Linked DNA regions of Homo sapiens: region 2 is linked to region 1. Evidence: read pairs that join two places in POLR2A ChIA-PET (ENCODE). Cell type or tissue: HepG2. All regions are shown on one strand. Links, peaks and the distances in the headings refer to the core of each region. The heading gives the core; the rest is flanking DNA.

Region 1 (8,860 bases), core at 404-8,403:
GTTGCAATGATTTTGAGAGACCAGCTATAATCTTACTTTTCCCACAAGACACTTATTATTTTTAGTGTATTGTTGTGCAGAATGTATGGTTTTTCAGGGACATAAATTTTCCATCACAGCAGAAACACCAGTGAGTATTTATCAAGTGCCTACTTCCTATGCACAGGCAATGGACTAGGTACTCGAAGTTAAATTTAAGGACCTAAAAGAATATGTTTTCTTAAAGATCTCAACTTAGCCACGGGGGCCTGGGGGAGATGAGAATTGCGCACTTAGCATTAGTTTGCTAGGGCTGCCATAACAAAGTACCATCTGCTCAGTGGCTTAAACAACAGAAATGTATCGTCTCACAGTTCTGAAGTCTAGAAGCCTGAGATCAGTGCCTGAGCCTGGAGAAAACCCAGATGTCCAGCTGCTTTTTTGGCCCTAGGGTCACATTTGCTGAAAGGAGTCCTTTTAGAGTCTGGAGGATGAGGGCTGGAGTCCTTTAACTTCCAAGAATGGGGTCCTGGGGCATTACCTATCAGTGTGGGCTAACCTTCAAAGGGGCAGCACCTTGAGGGTACAAGTTCAGACAGCAGCCCAGCTTCACCTCAGCTGAGTGACCAAGAAAATCTCAAACCTTGGTCTACTGTGAACAACTTTCACCTACAAATGACCAGGACGCCTAAATCATGGGGTAAACCACCAACCAGGCTCCAGGTGGCCACCTGGTAAAATACAGACAGGTAACAAATAGCACTGCAAAGGTTTTGAAAACAAGTGACATTGAAACCACAACCCGCAAAAGGCTAGTTAGAACAGAACACATGCCCTGAGCTCAACTAGGTCAATGCCTGCTAAACAAATGCGTCAATATTCTCCACAGTATTTACACAAGACACAGAGTCTCAGAACATAATAACCAAAATGTCAAGGATAAAATCCAAAATTACTCAGCATATAAAGAACCAGCGAAATTGCAACTCACATGGGAGGAAAAGATATGCCATGCAAACACTAATCATAAGAAAGCCTGAATGGCTATATTAATATTCAACTTCAGAGAAAGAAAAGTGTGGGAGATAAAGAAAGACAGTACATAATAATAAAAGGGTCAATTCACCAAGAAGATATAACAATCCTATATGTGTTTGTACCTAACAATAGAGCATCAAAATACATAAAGCAAAAACTGACAGAATTGAAAGAGGCAAATCTAAAATTACAGCTGGAGACGTAAAAACTCTAATCAGCAATTGACAGAGCTAGTAGACAGAGTCAGCAAGGATATATATAGAAGAACTGAACACCATTAACTAACGGGATCAAACTGACATTTATAGAATACTCCATTCAACCACAACAGTGTACATATTCTTTTCAAGTACAAAATGGAACATTTATAATAGAAATCGTAGCAAACTGAAAGGGACTAGAGTCATACGATGTATGTTCCTGACCATAATGGAATTAAACTAGAAAGCAATGTGAAAAAATAACAGGAAAATCTTCAAACACTTGGATAGTAGACATCACACTTCTAAATAATCCATGGGTGACAGGGAAGGTCTCAAAGGAAATTAGAGAATATTTTGAACTGAAAGAAAAAAAAAAAAGTTTGTGAGATTCAGCTAAACTTAGAATGAAATTTATAAGATTAAATGTTTTTATTAGAAAAGAAAAAAGTTGCAAATCAGGCATCTAAGCTTCTACCTTAAGAAATTTTAAAAGGAAAGCAGAATGAACCATTGCAATCATAAACTCTAACTTGAGCTTCACTGAGTACCAAAAAGAGGGGAGAGAGAGGGAATGAGGCAAAAACAACAGTGAAAGAGGTCACGGCTCCGAATTTTCAACAGTGATTGCAGTGGCTTGAATGTGCACCCCAAGGAGTAAATGTTGGAAACTTCATCTTCAATGCAACTGTGCTGGGAGGTGGACCTCATGGGAGATATTTAGGTCATGAAGGCTCTACTCGCATGAATGGATTGATGACATTAAAAAAGGGCTCGAGGCTGTGAGTTCAATCTCTTGCTCTCTCTCTCACACATGTTCTCTTGCCCTTCCATCTTTCACTATGGAATGACGCCACAAGAAGGCCCTTGCCAGATGCTAGCACCCTGATATTGGACTACCCAGCCTCGAGAACTGTAAGAAATAAACTTCTTTTATTTATAAGTTACCCAGCCTGTGGTATTGTGTTATAGCAACACAAAACAAAGACAGTAATGAATGGCTTCGAAGACAGTAATGCACTTCAAAAAGCCCAAACAGGATAAATGAAAAGAAATACACACCTGGTTACTTCACAGTGAAACTGCAGAAAGTGAAATACAAAGATAAAAATATTGAATGCAGCCACAGAAAAAGGAAAGATTACTTTCCAAGTACGAGTGACCAACTTCTGAAATGCCACAGTGAAGATTTGAAGACAGAAATATCTTCAAGAAAATAACTGCTAACCTAGAATTCTCTACCCAGCAAAAATAGCTTTTAAGAATCAAGAGAAAAATGAAGATCTTTTTCAACAGACAAAACCCAAGTTAGCCACCAGCAAAATTTTCACTGTCAACATCAAGAACTGCTTTTATTGAAAACACATAAAACGGAGAAAAAAATCCCAATTAGTAAATTATTATAAAGTAATTCTACAATAAAGCTAAATTTGCTATAAGAATAAACAAAATCATCTACACCCTTCTCCTTATTTCAGGAGTTAAATCTGATCCTCACATTTTAAATCTAACAGATAATTACCTAATTTTCTGGTAAGGTAAAGAAACTGAGATGGAAGCAGGGGAGACGATAAGATTTTAACCCCAAAATGAGCATTTTCCTATGGGCATTACAAAAGGTAACTGAGTTAGAAGGACCTCTGTTTATGAACATGTTAACTGGCTGGGAGGGAAAAAAAATGACTCTAATCAAAGAGAGAGAAGTATGCATATAATAACAAAAGACAGAATGGTCTCACAGTGTAAAGAGAACTTTTTTCAATTTGACAAGATCATGCCTATGATATCGAACAGTGCATTTTCTCATTTTCATCACTAATTGACTCATATTTCTTCCCCATTGCAACAAACCTTAGCTCCGTATTCACAAGCCCTCTGCTTGGAGCTTCATTGACAAAGAACAGCAGCATACAAAATAGCACCACAGTGCACTGAGAAATGTCACCAAACACTAAGCTATGGGGCAACTAAAACTGGACAGATTTATATTTGTTCTATGTCTGGTCAAGGGAAACTGCAGAATTTAGCTGAATAATACACTATTTCCATTCAGACACATGTTAGTGACTTTCGGCCCTCTGATCATCTTCCCTCCTCATTAAATTATAAGATCCTTTAAGGAGGTTACTCTGCATCATTCACTGAAAACAACATTTAATAAGCGCTTTGTGCCAGGCCCTGGAATGGAAATGATTGAGATCCCTCCTTTCATCTTTGGCAGCAGCAAAGACAAGGAAATAAATAATGTGAATAGCGTTATGAAGACACTGTGATGGGAAGACAAGAAGGAGTAACTAGGGAGTAGATCATTCTATAGAAAGAACATGTGTAAAGACATGTTTGAGAGGCAGAATGCATTCAGGGAAATGTGTTTCTATGGAAGGTTTGGTTCAGGAACAAGAGGAGACTAGAGCCCGATGAGAAAAGGTCTTCTATGCAATGTTAAGGAATTTGGACTTTGCCCTGGAGGCAATGAGGAGCCAAACACTACTACTTTTTTTTTTTTTTTTTTTGGAAAGCTATAAACTCTGGCACGGGAGTAGAAAATGAGAAGGAATGGAGAGAGGCAGGAGGCAGGAAGTTGACCTCTTTGGTGGCTGTTTCAATAGTCGAGGGAGGTTTTACATTGCTTTGCTGTCACTCCACAGTATCTAACACAGGGTCTAACACATAAAAGAGAACAGTAACACTGAACTGAATTGATTCTAAGAAGAAAATACCTAATTTCTTACAGAGTGGTTTATCTGCTTTCTAAGGTCCGTGCAGTAATTCCTTTCCCAGGATAGGGGGGGAAATGCCATTATCATGTACACGCTGGCAAGACCACTGCTGTGGTTTGGTCTGTCCCCACCAAAACTCATGTTAAAATTTGATCCCCACTGTGGCAGCGGTGGGAGGTGGGGCCTATGGGCCTACTGGGAGGTGTCTGGGTCATGGGGGTGGAGCTCTCATGAATAGATTAATGCCTTCCCACGGGAGTGAGTTCTCACTCTCACGGAATGGATTCATTCCCAAGAGGGTGGGTTGTTCAGAAGAGTCTGGCTTCCTTGGTTTCTCTCTCTGGCCATGTGGTTTCTTTGCACACATCATTTCCACTTCTGTTTTCCAACATGAGTTAAAACAGTCTAAGGCCCTCCCCAGATGCAAATGCTCAGTCCTGAACTTTCCAACCCCCAGAATCATGTGCTAAATAAACCTCTTTACTTTATAAACTATCCAGTTTCAGGTATTCTGATACAGCAACTCTAAACGAACTAGGACAGCCACCAGTGCCTTTCACAGCATTCCAAATATACAGTCAAATCCCCGGAGAATCCTGGTTCTCACAGGTTTTTTGTGTGTGTTCATCTTATCACATTTACAGTAATCTTAAAACCTTTAGTGGGAAAAGTTAAAAAAAAAAAAAAAAAAGCTGCAAAGCAAAATGCTCTGACCCCAGAATGCCAAATATATACTTTTAACAATATAAACTAAGCAAAAGGAAAGATGTTGTACTCTACCTAGTAAGAAAGTAAGAACGCATCCAGCAGTTAATTTCAATTTAAAAACGCCATTCCGGCCCTGCCCAATGGCTCACGCCTGTAATCCTAGTACTTCGGGAGGCCGAGGAGTGTGGATTTCCTGAGGTCAGGAATTAGAGGCCAGCCTGGCCAACATGGTGAAACCCCGTCTCTATTAAAAATACAAAAATTAGCTGGGCATGGTGGCGGGCGCCTATAATCCCAGCTACTCAGAAGGCTGAGGCAGGAGAATCGCTTTAACCTGGGGACAGAGGTTGCAGCGAGCCAAGATCGCACCACTTCATTCCAGCCTGGGCAACAGAGCAAAACTCCATCTTGAAAAATAAACAAAAATAAAAAAATAAAAATAAAAATGCAGTTCAGAATTCTCAGCCCAACATCACAGAAATATATATCCAGCTTTCCCAGGAGACTAAAGCAGATTTATTTGAATAAATTTTGTATCTTTGTTAAAACAACAGTTATCAACTCATAGTCATAGCTTATAAGTTAATACTGGAAACATTCTATCAACAGTCAAACTGAGACTTAAAACAGAAGACTAGAGAAGGAAGATTTCATGATGTGAAGTGAAGAGATGAAATTTAGACATATACATCTTACAAAGCAACAAGAATATTCAGAGTCAAAGAGAGATACAATAATTCTTACCAAATTTTAAATCCAAAGCCGAGAAAGAGTGTTTCAGAGATAAGCAAGGTGGAGAAAAGAACACTATACATAATGAAGTGATTTTGAGACTTTTCTTAAATGGAGGAAAAGGTGACCAATTTTTAAATGCATTCGATAAGTTTTCCAGCCATCTCTTCATTTTAGAACTGAATCCAGTTTTCTGGGAGGCTACCAATGAACTTGGTTCTTGATAAGGAACAAAACTATTATTAAGTTCTGAAGAAATATGGGGGGGTAGGGAATAGTGAAAGGAATGTCCCATCCCCGGCCTGGGCAACATGGCAAAATCCCATCTCTACAAAAAAATACAGAAATTAGCTGGGTGCAGTGGTGTGTGCCTGTAGTCCCAGCTACTCAGGAGGCTGAGGTGGGAGGATCACTTGAGCCCAGGAGCTCGAGGCTGTAGTGAGCTATGATTGCACCACTGCACTCCAGCATGGGTGATAGAACAAGACCCTGTCTCAAAAAGAACAACAACAAAAAAGAATGTTCCATTCATGTAACATGCAGTTTCTACTAATTTTAAAACTGAGCTACAGTGTTCCTGGCTCATATTTGGAGCAGAGATTTAAACAGCAAAAAAATACCCTACCAGAGACATGCACAATTAAATTTCAAACTGAAACACAATAAATAGATTTAATTTATTGCCCAATGTGTAATCACTTTTCGTAAATGGAGGTGGGAATTCCACATCTAAAGGTCTAGACATTTTAATCTCACCCTCAAGGGAAAAAAATGATACACACGGCCGGGCATGGTGGCTCACGCCTGTAATCCCAGCACTTCGGGAGGCCGAGGCAGGCGGATCGCCTGAGGTCAGGAGTTGGAAACCAGCCTGGCCACTGTAGTGAAACCCCATCTCTACTGAAAACACAAAAATTAGCCAGGCGTGGTGGTGTGCGCCTGTAAGCTATTGGGAAGGCTGAGGCAGGAGAATCATTTGAACAGGGAGGCGGAGGTTGCAGTGAGCCGAGATTGTGCCATTGCACTCCAGCCTGGGCGACAGAGCACGACCACGTCTCAAAAAAAAAAAAAAAGATACATACAAAACAAGGGAATAATTTCATTTTTCTTATTTTGCATTTCCATGTCTAGGCACATTCAAAGACTTTTAATGTGATATTATGATGCACATTTGAAATTTTCAAAGACAAGGCATTGTATATTGGCTACCCTTTTATATGGGCATACTAGGATTACACATTTTGATTCCACTTAAATTTGTACTATATATAAAAGATAGGTAAAATAGGATCCTATACATAGTAACATGGAATTTTTATATTTTTATACATTCTAAAATCTCCCTAATATTATGATGAAATTATTTCAATATTTTGTTGTTCTTTGTACATATTAATATCCTACGCATCTGTCTCTAAAGAGTTTTGAAAGAGAATTTATCCACTCAATAGTTAAAATGGTTAAAATGGCAAATTTTATAATGTGTATTTTGCCAAATTTACAAAATGAATAACTGAATATACCCAAAACCACTGATATTTACACTTTAAAGGGGCAAATTATATGGTATGTGAATTCTATCTTAATATAGCTGTTTAAAAAAACTTACAGAGCCCTCTTCCAGAAAAGCTGCCTTGTCAACACTTTGATTACTCATTATGTGAAAATACAAATATTGTTGATTCTGTGTCAAACGGATGATTCAGAAGAGATGGACACTGACTGTGAAGAAATGTTAAGAATTCCTTAATCTATTTTTCTTATACTTTTAAATTATGTATATACAAGAATAACACATGCAAAAAATCTATACTTAAATAAGTGGCTCTTTCAATGTTATAAGTAAAGGTTATAGATAATTAGAAAGCATCAACATTATTTGATTCATAGCATTTTTTCTCTTTTGGTGGTGCACGTAATTGTAAATCTTACAACTGCATTTTTTTGGTTTTTTTGTTTTTTTGTTTTTGAGACACAGTCTCACTCCGTCACCCAGGCTGGAGTACAGCAGTGCGTCTCCAGGGCTCAAGCGATCCTCCCACCTCAGCCTCCCAAGTAGCTGAGACCACAGGTGCGTGCCATCATGCCTGGCTTATTTTTCTATCTTTAGGGGAAATAGGTTCTCACTATGTTGCCCAGGCTGGTTTCAAACTCCTGAGTCAAGCGATCCACCCACCTCAGCCTCCCAAAGTACTGAGATTACACGTATGAGCCACCACACCCGGTTACAATCAATTTTTTTTCTTTTTTGGTGGCACATGTAATTGTACATCTTACAATCAATGTGGTTTCAGATTCTGAGTTGAGACTTAGCAAAAAGGAGGAAGAAATAGAGACATGGAGCTTCTAATCTCTAAACACCTATGTATACACCACTCCCAGCACTGTATACATACGCCTGTGTTCATACACATGTGGCCCTTTTCCTAAGCCTCCTGTGAAATCAAACACATTTTCATTCCAATAAAGCAATTTCTGGAAAGTTATAAAAGACACCGGGGAAAGGTATTTAAAATGAATACCATTTTGCTAATTAACTGTGTTTACTATTACAATTACTAAAATAAATGTACTCCCCTTATGTGACGGTATGACAAAGCAGGAATCTGATGGACATATTATGTCAATTACTCATTTGAATCCATGACTCAGAGTATTTTAAATATACATATGGAAACCAGAGTCTTTTCATAACCAGACTCTACAAACAAGAAATGTGTGCCAAGACGTGACAAACACAATCTTAAAAAGCTTCACAGATTTAAATCTTCCATTTAAAGCACAACTTATTTTATCAATGCTTTTATGTAATCCCCAAAATACAGCAACACTGAGTTTAAAATTCCAAAGATGTTTTCTGGTTTCAATGATGGAAATTGCTTGTCCTGTCTACAATAAACACACACAGTAGGACACAAAACTTCAAAGAGAAAATTCATATATTGATGGAGACAATTTTTGAAATTTTCTTGTCATATATGAAAAGCAATTTGTGATGGATATCTCCGGGCCACAACTTTTTTTTTTTTTTTTTTGAGATGGAGTCTCAGTCTGTCACCCAGGCTAGAATGCAGTGGTGCGATCTCAGCTCACTGCAGCCTCTGCCTCCCGGGTTCAAGCAATTCTCGTGCCTCAGCCTCCCAAGGGATTACATGCGTGCGTCACCACGCCTGGGTAATTTTTGTATTTTTAGTAGAGATGGGGTTTCACAATGTTGGCCAGGCTGGTCTAGAACTCCTGACCTCAAGTGATCCGCCTGCCTCGGCCTCCCAAAGTGCTGCGATTATGGGCATGAACCATGGTGCCCCGCCGGGACACATAACTTTTCAACTGGAAGAAAAGTATTCTAAAACGTTATATTTTTACAATAACTTAAGAATCATTTTGGTCACTATAGAGGTAACATATGCTCATAGAAATCAGAAGAAATAAATAGTAATAAAAGTATCCATGATCTCACTACCCAGCTATAACTGCTATTAC
Region 2 (8,860 bases), core at 205-8,204, 91 kb after region 1:
AGCAACTTCTTAGAGAATTTACTTCTCCACTTTGGGAGGCCGAGGCGGATGGATCACTTGAGTCCAGGAGTTTGAGACCAGCCTGGCCAACATGGGGAAACACCGTCTCTACTAAAAATACAAAAATTAGCTGGGTGTGGTGGTGCACACCTGTAGTCCCAGCTACTTGGGAGGCTGAGGCAGGAAAATTTCTTGAACCCAGGAGACAGAGGTTGCAGGGAGCCAAGATTGTATCACCACACTCCGGCCTTGGCAACAGAGTGAGACTTTGTCAAAAAACAACAACAACAACAACAAAAATGGCTTGTCTTATCTCATACTCTCCATGCCCCTAGCACTATCCCGAAACCAACTCAACATCTGAGAAGTCCTATGCTAATCTCAAAATAGATGATCACTAAGGCTGCAGAATATGCAATATTAGGTAAAATATTAAGAAAATAAAGAGCAGGCAGCATAGAGACATCTTCAATATAATGCACCCACATTTCAAAGCAGTATATGATGTAGGTGACATGTTTAATAACATAGCAAAGCGGCAGGGCATAGTGGCTCATGCCTGTAACCCCAGCACTTTGGGAGGCTGAGGTGGGCAGATCACCTGAGGTCAAGAGTTCAGGACCAGCCTGGCCAACCTGGTGAAACCCTGTCTCTACTAAAAATACAAAAATTAGCTGGGCGTGATGGTAGTGGGTGCCTGTGATCCCAGCTACTCAGGAGGCTGAGGCAAGAGAATTGCTTGAAGTCGGGAGGTGGAGGTTGCAGTGAGCCAAGATTGTACCACTGCACTCCAGCCTGGATGACAGAGAGACTCCGTCTCACACACAAAAAAAATAATAACCTAGAAAAGCAATTAGTAATGGTTTTACTTGCTTTCTGCCTATATCTGAGCTAGTCTAAGAGAACAAACTGGGGAGAGGATAATGGGTTGTTTTTTTTTTTAATCCCCAGTCTCACTGTCACTCTGGCTGGAGTACAGTGTGCCATCACAGCTCACTGCATCCTCAAACTTCTGGGCTCAATAAATTCTCCCAACTCTGCCTCCCCAGTAGCTGAGACTACAGGTATGCACCACCACACCCAGCTAATTTTTTTTTTTTTTTTTTGAGATGGAATGTCACTGTCACCCAGGCTGGAGAGCAGTGGCACGATCTCAGCTCACTGCAACCTCCACCTCCTGGGTTCAAGGAATTCTCCTGCCTCAGCCTCCCGAGTAGCTGGAATTACAGCTGTGCGCCATCACACTCAGTTAATTCTTTGGTGTTTTACAAATAAATTTTTGTATTTTTGTATTTTTACAGCTGTGAGCCACCGTGCCCGGCCTTTTTTTTTAAAAAAAAAAAAAAAAAAAAAAAAAAAAAAAAAAAACCCACTAGGATTTGACATCAAAATAGATTCAAGCTTTTGGCCACAGAGTAGCAAAGATGGGCAGGCACAGTGGCTCACACCTCTAATCCCAGTCGTTTGGGAGGCCGAGGCAGGAGGATCACCTGAGGTCAGGAGTTCGAGACTAGCCTGGCCAACATGGTAAAACCCTGTCCCTACTAAAAATACAAAATGAGCCGGGCGTGGTCGTTGGCATCTATAATCCCAGCTACCCAGGAGGCTGAGATAGGAGAATCGCTTGAACCTGGGAGGCAGAGGTTGCAATGAGCTGAGATTGTGCCACTGCATTCCAGCCTGGGTGACAGAGCAAGACTCTGTCTCAAAAAAAAAAAAAAAAAAAAAAAAGCAAAGACCAGGGAAATGCAGATGACAAACCTTGCCCCAGAACCTGCTAAAGTGACTATGACCCGAGGACTCGAATCCACAGGGCCCAGGATTGCATTTACCAAGACATTGAGTTCTGAGCTGGTCATGAGCACTACCAGCCTGGGCAGGACCCCCGTGTTAACCACTTGGCCGATGCGCTTGTTGGAGCCGTCGGTGAGGTAGGACAGTGCCCAGCAGGCATCCGAGAGAACCTCACTGTCCTGGTGCTGCAGGAGGTGAAGGAGGGCCGGCAGTATCTGCTTCACCGCAGTGTCGCAAGGGTATGGGTTCTTGTTTCGGCACAGATTCGACAAGGTCCACGTGATGTTCCGCAGAAATGTGATCTGTAACAAGGAGACTGCCTCCAGCATTGGGTGCAAAGGAGAGAAAATGCAAACAGCAGTGTGTTCTTACCATTTCCAATCAATACCATAGATCAGCATGAACCAGAGCTTTTTAAAATTTTATTTATTATTTTCAGACAGCCTTGCTCTGTCACCCAGGCTGGAGTGCAGTGATGCAATCTTGGCTCACTGCAACCTCTGCCTCCTGGATTCAAGTGATTCTCCTCCCTCAGCCTCCTGAGTAGCTGGGATTACAGGTGCCCGCCACCACACACGCCCAGCTAATTTTTGTATTTTTAGTAGAGATGGGGTTTCACCATGTTGCCCAGACTGGTCTTGAACTCCTGGCCTCAAGTGATCTGCCGGCCTCAGCCTCCCAACGTGCTGGGATTACAGGGGTGAGCCATTGTGCCCGACTGAACGAGAGCTTTTGAACTTCAAATAGAAATGTGTTCTAGGCAGTGATGTGTATTAGGGACACAGAACGAGGTTCGTATTTCACATTCCAATGTTAGATGGAGGTTTCCTTTGTCTTTCAAAATGTCCTTTCCCATTTGATTGATGACCTAATTTCATTTTTCACTGACAACAAGATCAAGCAGGAGTTACTTGGTCTTCCCACTGGTCTAAAACACTACTGGCATGTCATCCCCAGATTTCTAATCTTCTAATTGAGAATCAGTCTTCCTACTCTGCCTCTGGATCCCATCCCTTTTGGCCTTTTATTATTAGTTTTAGTTTTAGTAGAGACAGGGGTCTTGCTATGTTGCCCAGTCTGGACTTCAACTCCTGGGCTCAAGTGATCTGCCTACCTCCACCTCCCAAAGTGATGACAGGCCTGAGTCACCACACCTGGCCCTTACTTTTTGCCTTTAAAGATTCCGCCCAGAATCATCCCTGCCCCCAAATCACTCCCACCAGTAAGGAAACATACCCTGGGACTGTCAGCCCCTCCCCTTCTGCCCCTTTCAGCCATCATCACACTTCTGTCTTTCAGAGTCTACCCTCAGAGAGGCATCTATATTCACTGTCTACCTCCCAGATTCCCAATTGTTGGGGTTTTTTGTTTGTTTGTTGAGACAGGGTCTCACTCTGTTGCCCAGGCTGCAGTGCAGTGCCGTGATCATAGCTCACTACAGCCTCAACCTCCCAGGCCCAAGTGATCCTCCTACTTCTGCCTCCTGAGTAGCTGTGGCTAGACATGCTTTTTGTAGAGGAAAGTCTTGCTATGTTGCCCAGGCTGGTCTCAAACTCCTGGGCTCAAGGGATCCTCCTGCCTCGGCCTCCCAAAATGCTGGGATTACAGACATAAGCGCCTGGCCTCCAGTTGTTCTTCAGGCCATTCTAGTCATGTTTCTAACCCTTCTTTGGGGTTAGGGATGGGAATCAGCTCCTTCCAAGTCACCAAACACAGCAGCTGCTTCTTGGTCCTAAAGTTACTGTCCCTCTCAGCTGTGGTTAGTAGTCAGCCCTTTCTTTTTGAAGGAGCTCTCGGCTGGGCGTGGTGGCTCACACCTGTAACCCCAACACTTTGGGAGGCCGAGGCAGGTGGATCATGAGGTCAGGGGTTCAAGACCAGCCTGGCCAAGATGGTGAAACCCCGTCTCTACTAAAAACACAAAAATTAGCCAGGCGGGGTGGCATGTGCCTGTAATCCCAGCTACTCGGGAGGCTGAAGCAGAAGAATCGCTTGAACCCAGGAGGCGGAGGTTGCAGTGAGCTGAGATTGCACCACTGCACTCCAGCCTGGTGACAGAGCAAGACTCTGTCTCAAAAAAAAAAAAAAGCAGAAAAAAAAGCAGAAAAAAAAGAAAGAGCTCTTCTTGGCAACTGTGACACCAAACCTGGTTTTCTATGGCCAAATTAGCTGTTTCTACTTAGTCTTTTTGGCAGGCTCTGCCTGAATTTAGAACCTTAGAGCCCACAGGACTGGGTCTCAGGCTCTCCTCACACTCTAGGTCAGGGGTTGAAAACTTTTTCGGTAAAGGGCCAGATCTTAAACATTTTTAGCCTGTGGCTTCTGTGGCAACAACAACTGTCCTTGTAGACCAGACAGTATGTAAATGAGTGTGGCTGCATGCCAGTAAAACTTTTTTTTTTTTTTTGGGGGGAGACAGGGTCTCACTCCATCACCCAGGCTGGAGTGCAGTGGTGCAATCACAGCTCACTGCAGCCTCAAACTCAAGCGATCCTCTCGCCTTGCCTTCCCAAGTAGCTGGGACTACAGACACGTGCCACCATGCCCAGCTTGATAAAACTATTTACAAAGCAAGCGGCCAGCCAGGTCATGTTTGTGACCCCTGGCCCCAGCTGACCTTGCCTGGCTGGGTGACATATACACATATGTCACCTAGCAAGGTACATCTGTCAATCCGACTCTGCTGCAATGGTGTCTCCAACTCGCCTCAACTTCATGCCTGCAACACAAGCTCCAATTTCTTTTTTTCCTGCACTTTTCCCCTTTCTCTAGGAAGACAATCATCTGAACAATCTAACCTGAAACCTAGGGGCATCCTGGCTTCTTGCTGTCTCCCTTTCACGTCTAGAATGGCTATGTCCCAGACCCACCTGCTTCACCATCTCCCTCTGCTATACAATTTTTTTTTTTTTTTTGAGATGGAGTCTTGCTCTGTCACCAGGCTGGAGTACAGTGGCACAATCTCGGCTCACTGCAACCTCCACCTCCCAGGTTCAAGAGATTCTCCTGCCTCAGCCTCCTGAGTAGCTGGGAGTACAGGTGCGTGCCACCACACCCAGCTAATTTTTGTAATTTTAGGAGACGGGGTTTCACCGTGTTGGCCAGGATGGTCTTGATCTCTTGACCTCGTGATCTGCCCACCTCGGCCTCCCAAAGTGCTACCGCATCCGGCCTCTCTCTGCTATATAATTCTACGGCAGGCAACCAGAAGGGCCTTTCTGAAAGATCAGACCACTCTACTCCCTTGCCTCAAAATCCTCCAAAGCCTCCCTGCTGCTAGCAGGAAGATGTCTAAGCCCTTTTCCTGCTTGCCATCTTAAGTGTTCTCTACTTAAACTCTCTCGGTCATGGCTAGTCTTTTATTGGTTCAACCATGTCAGATTTTTCTCCCATCTTGAAGAGTTTTGAGACAGAGTCTTGCTCTGTTGCCCAGGCTGGGGCACAGTGGCGCAACCTTGGCTCACTGCAACCTTCGCCTCCCAGGTTCAATCAATTCTCCTGCCTCAGCCTCCCAAGTAGCTGGGACTACAGGAACGTGCCACCATGCCTGGCTAGTTTCTGTATTTTTAGTAGAGATAGGATTTCGCCATATTAGTCAGGCTGGTCTCAAACTCCTGACCTCAGGTGATCCACCCGCCTCAGCTTCCCAAATTGTTGGGATTACAGGTGTGAGCCACGGTTCCCAGATGAAGGTTTTGAACATAGTCCTCTGGCTGCTCTTCATTTTTGTTTGAGGCAAATCGAGAACCCAGTTCCTAAACCAGAAGTCCTCTTCAATCAATAACCACAAATCAACCAACCTTGACTCTAAGCCTCAAAAGAAGAGCCTGTTCCCCATGAACAGAACTGGTGAGACATTAACCCATTTATGCCAGAGGTTGCAAATTTTTTTGTGTGAAAAATCAGACCTTGGTAATGACCATGAGCAGTAGGATATAAATAACTCCCACAGGCTTAGTGTTCCAATAATGGAACACCAGGCATATATGCTAAACTGTGACCCTAGAATGGAGATTTCAGTCATCTATTTTGCAAGATGGCAAGCTTGTAGGCCTCTTCCAATGCCGCAAAGAGAAGGATCAGTGCTACTGGCCCCTAAAGACAGAGCTGAGTCAATCTTTACCTAAAATGATACTCAGTCCTAAGCCTTGCTATTATTAGTTTATTTAGAGACAGAGTCTCAACCTGTCACCCAGGCTGGAGTGCAGTGGTGTGATCTTGGCTCTCTGCAGCCTCCCTCTCCTGGGCTCAAGCAATCCTTCCACCTCAGCCTCCTGAGTAGCTGAGACTACAGGTGTACGCTACCATGCTCAGCTAATTTTTTTATTTTTAGAAGCATGGTCTCACTATGTTGCCCAGGCTGGTTTTGAACTCTTGGTGTCAAGTGATCCTTCTGTCTTGGCCTAGCAAGCACTGGAATCACAGACATGAGCCACCATGCCCAGTCTTGAGCCTTGTTTATGAGGTTCTAAGAGGCCAGGCAGCAGCCACATGATCTAGCATTGGATTTGGAAGTATGTCCCAATTTCCCAACATTAGAATTTGTTACCTAACGAGGTTCTCTCTCATTTAAAGACATCCACTTGGCCTGGTACTGTGGCTCACGTCCATAATCCCAGAACTTTGAGAGGTAGGAGGATTGCTTGAAGCCAGGAGTTCAAGACCAGCCTGGGCAGAATGGTGAGGCTCCATCTCTATTAAGATTATTTTAAAATTTTAATTTAAAAAAAAAAAAAGAGAAAGAAAAAGACACTTACCGGCAGGGTGGGTGAAATCAAGGCTAGGAGATGTGGGATGGCATTGCTTGTGATGACGTTATCTCTGAACTCTGGGCCATCACCTACAAATAGAGCAGAATGTGACATTTAGAGAGAGAACAAAGACAATCCTGAAGTGGGTGACTAATTTTTTAAGAGTGTGCAAAGGGCAAGAGACAAAAACTCATTCCCGGGTTTAGCAAGTAGGTAGTAGAGCCACGTACTAAATTCTGGAAGTCTGGCATGGCTGGTGGGTGGACAGTCCTGATGTAACAGGCAGGCATCACACAGCAGCAACTGCTAGAAGCAGAGCCAGCCAACTCAGCCAAGGTGGGCTGTTGGCATCTCACAGCATGGTTCTCAGGAAGACGAAGGCTGGTCCAGACCAAGTTGTCTTCCCAGAAGACCTTGGCACAGGGCAGTAACTTCCAATGCAACTCAGAACAAAGTCTGGGGATCTGCAGGTGCTGGTGACCAGCCATCAGCTACCTTAGCTAGGATAACAATTTTAGACCCTAGAAGTCTATTTGTATTTGTCAACCATCAAAGGCAAGTCATCACATTGTACCATCCAGTCTTGCCTACTTTACTGCACCAAGCAAAATGAGAGACAACTTCTCTAATAGGCACTTTTTCCTCCTGCAGCCTTTTATTTTTTTTTTTTGGCGGGGGAGGGGGATACAGGATCTCACTCTATTGCCCTGGCTGGAGTGCAGTGGTGCAATCATAGCTCACTGCAGCCTCGACCTCCAGAACTCAAGCAATTGTCCCACCGTAGCCTCCTGAGTAGCTGGGACTATAGGCATACACCACTATGCCTGGTGAATATTTTTATTTTTTGTAGAGATAAGTTCTCACTACATTGCCCAGGCTGGTCTCAAACTCCTGGGCTCAAGCCATCCTCCCACCTCTGCCTCCTAAAGTGCTGAGATTAAAGGCATGAGTCACTACGCCAAGCCTCTGCAAGCTTTTGTTTTCTTTTAGCAGTTATTTTATATTCTGTTTGCTAATTCCAATATGTGGAGTCCTTGGAGGTCTAATCATACTGTTTCTGCTGACTCAGTCACGGGAGTTATTGCTTCTCTGAACTTGAAAATGCTAATAGTCGGCTGATCTTAATTTGTCAAAATCCTGAGGGACCTAATTGAGTTTTCCCTAGAAAGTCACTGGATTGATGTCAGCCAAGAATCTGGGGGCTTCCGACCCTACAGCACTAATTCACTAGACCATGCAGGAAAGAGCATCGATTGCCACATTCAGAAAGGTAGTCTGAGGATTCCACTTTCAGGGAAGGCTTGTTAGCCCAAACCAAGGAGTTTTTTTTTGTTGTTGTTGTTTTGTTTTTGTTTTTGGCACGTTCCCTTAGCAACTTCCACTGAAGGCAGAGTCCTTCTGGGGTCCCGAGTTATGTAAGGGTCTATCATAAACTCCCACACTGCATAAGCCAAAGACTTGTTCTTGAAGCCACGAAGCCCTGAGGCTGTAGGACCTTAGTGTTGGCAGATGTCTCTAGTTAGCCTGTGGCTTCAGTATACACTGTATCATCCTGTTTCAGCTTCAATATTTGGCCTCTAAACTTGGATTTGAGGGCTTTTGGTGTTTTGAGACAGAATCTCCCTCTGTTGCCCACACTGGAGTACAGTGGCGTTATCTTGGTTCACTGCAACTTCCTCCTCCCAGGTTCAAGCGATTCTCCTGCCTCAGCCTCCCGAGTAGCTGGGACTACAGGGCATGCACCACCATGCCTGGCTAATTTTTGTATATTTAGTAGAGACGGGGTTTCACCATGTTGGCCAGGCTGGTCTTGAACTCCTGACCTCAAGTGATCCGTCCGCCTTGGCCTCCCAACATGCTGGGATTACAGACGTGAGCCACCGTGCCTGGCCTGGCTTTGAGTTTGGAAACAGCTCATTGTACCCTTGCCAGCACTTCTAGGTATTTACATGGCAAAGTGTTCTGGGACATCGAGTATACCCCACCACCCAAAGAAACCTTATAGTATCCCACACACCTGGCCCCGTTTTCTTAGCCCACTAAGGGGAGAGTCTCACCGGCTATATTACCAAGAGCCCACACTGCCTGTTCACACACAGCCACGTTGGAGGAAGACAGGAGCTCAATCAAGGGCTGGATGGCTCCCCCTTCTACCACGGCACGAGTCTGCTCCGAAGTCCCTGAAGCGATGTTGGTCAGGGCCCAGGCAGCCTCAAACTGCAAGCAGGGGTAAAGTGATGACTTCAGGAACTCCACCATCCTGGGAATGAGGCCCGCTTCAATGACCAGTTTCAGAGGGGGGTTCTTTTCCTGGG

Evidence for each region. ChIA-PET counts read pairs that join two places held together with the same protein. Peaks named below come from ENCODE experiments on the same cell type or tissue, not always from the same donor. Only the 100,000 strongest peaks of a DNase experiment are listed, where the experiment ranks them.
Region 2: POLR2A ChIA-PET joins it to region 1 with 6 read pairs; 3 of 35 experiments call an interaction of 5 or more read pairs at or near these places.

Annotation. Positions count from the first base shown.
Region 1 is chr7:99,095,499-99,104,358 of GRCh38, forward strand. All of the region lies in intron 1 of SMURF1 (SMAD specific E3 ubiquitin protein ligase 1), which reads right to left. Among named protein-coding and RNA genes, the nearest start is that of SMURF1, 44 kb to the right of the region's middle. RefSeq lists enhancers at 2,874-3,728, 3,729-4,582, 7,024-8,223. In HepG2, for the core only: no CTCF peak of the experiment used is centred there; DNase peaks (open chromatin) are centred at 803, 3,133, 3,683 and 4,123; H3K4me3 peaks cover 2,306 bases.
Region 2 is chr7:99,186,468-99,195,327 of GRCh38, forward strand. It overlaps KPNA7 (karyopherin subunit alpha 7), which reads right to left. Exons shown (of 11, transcript NM_001145715.3): 5 at 8,603-8,860; 6 at 6,552-6,634; 7 at 1,833-2,096. Among named protein-coding and RNA genes, the nearest start is that of KPNA7, 17 kb to the right of the region's middle. RefSeq lists a silencer at 4,239-4,533. In HepG2, for the core only: no CTCF peak of the experiment used is centred there; a DNase peak (open chromatin) is centred at 4,394.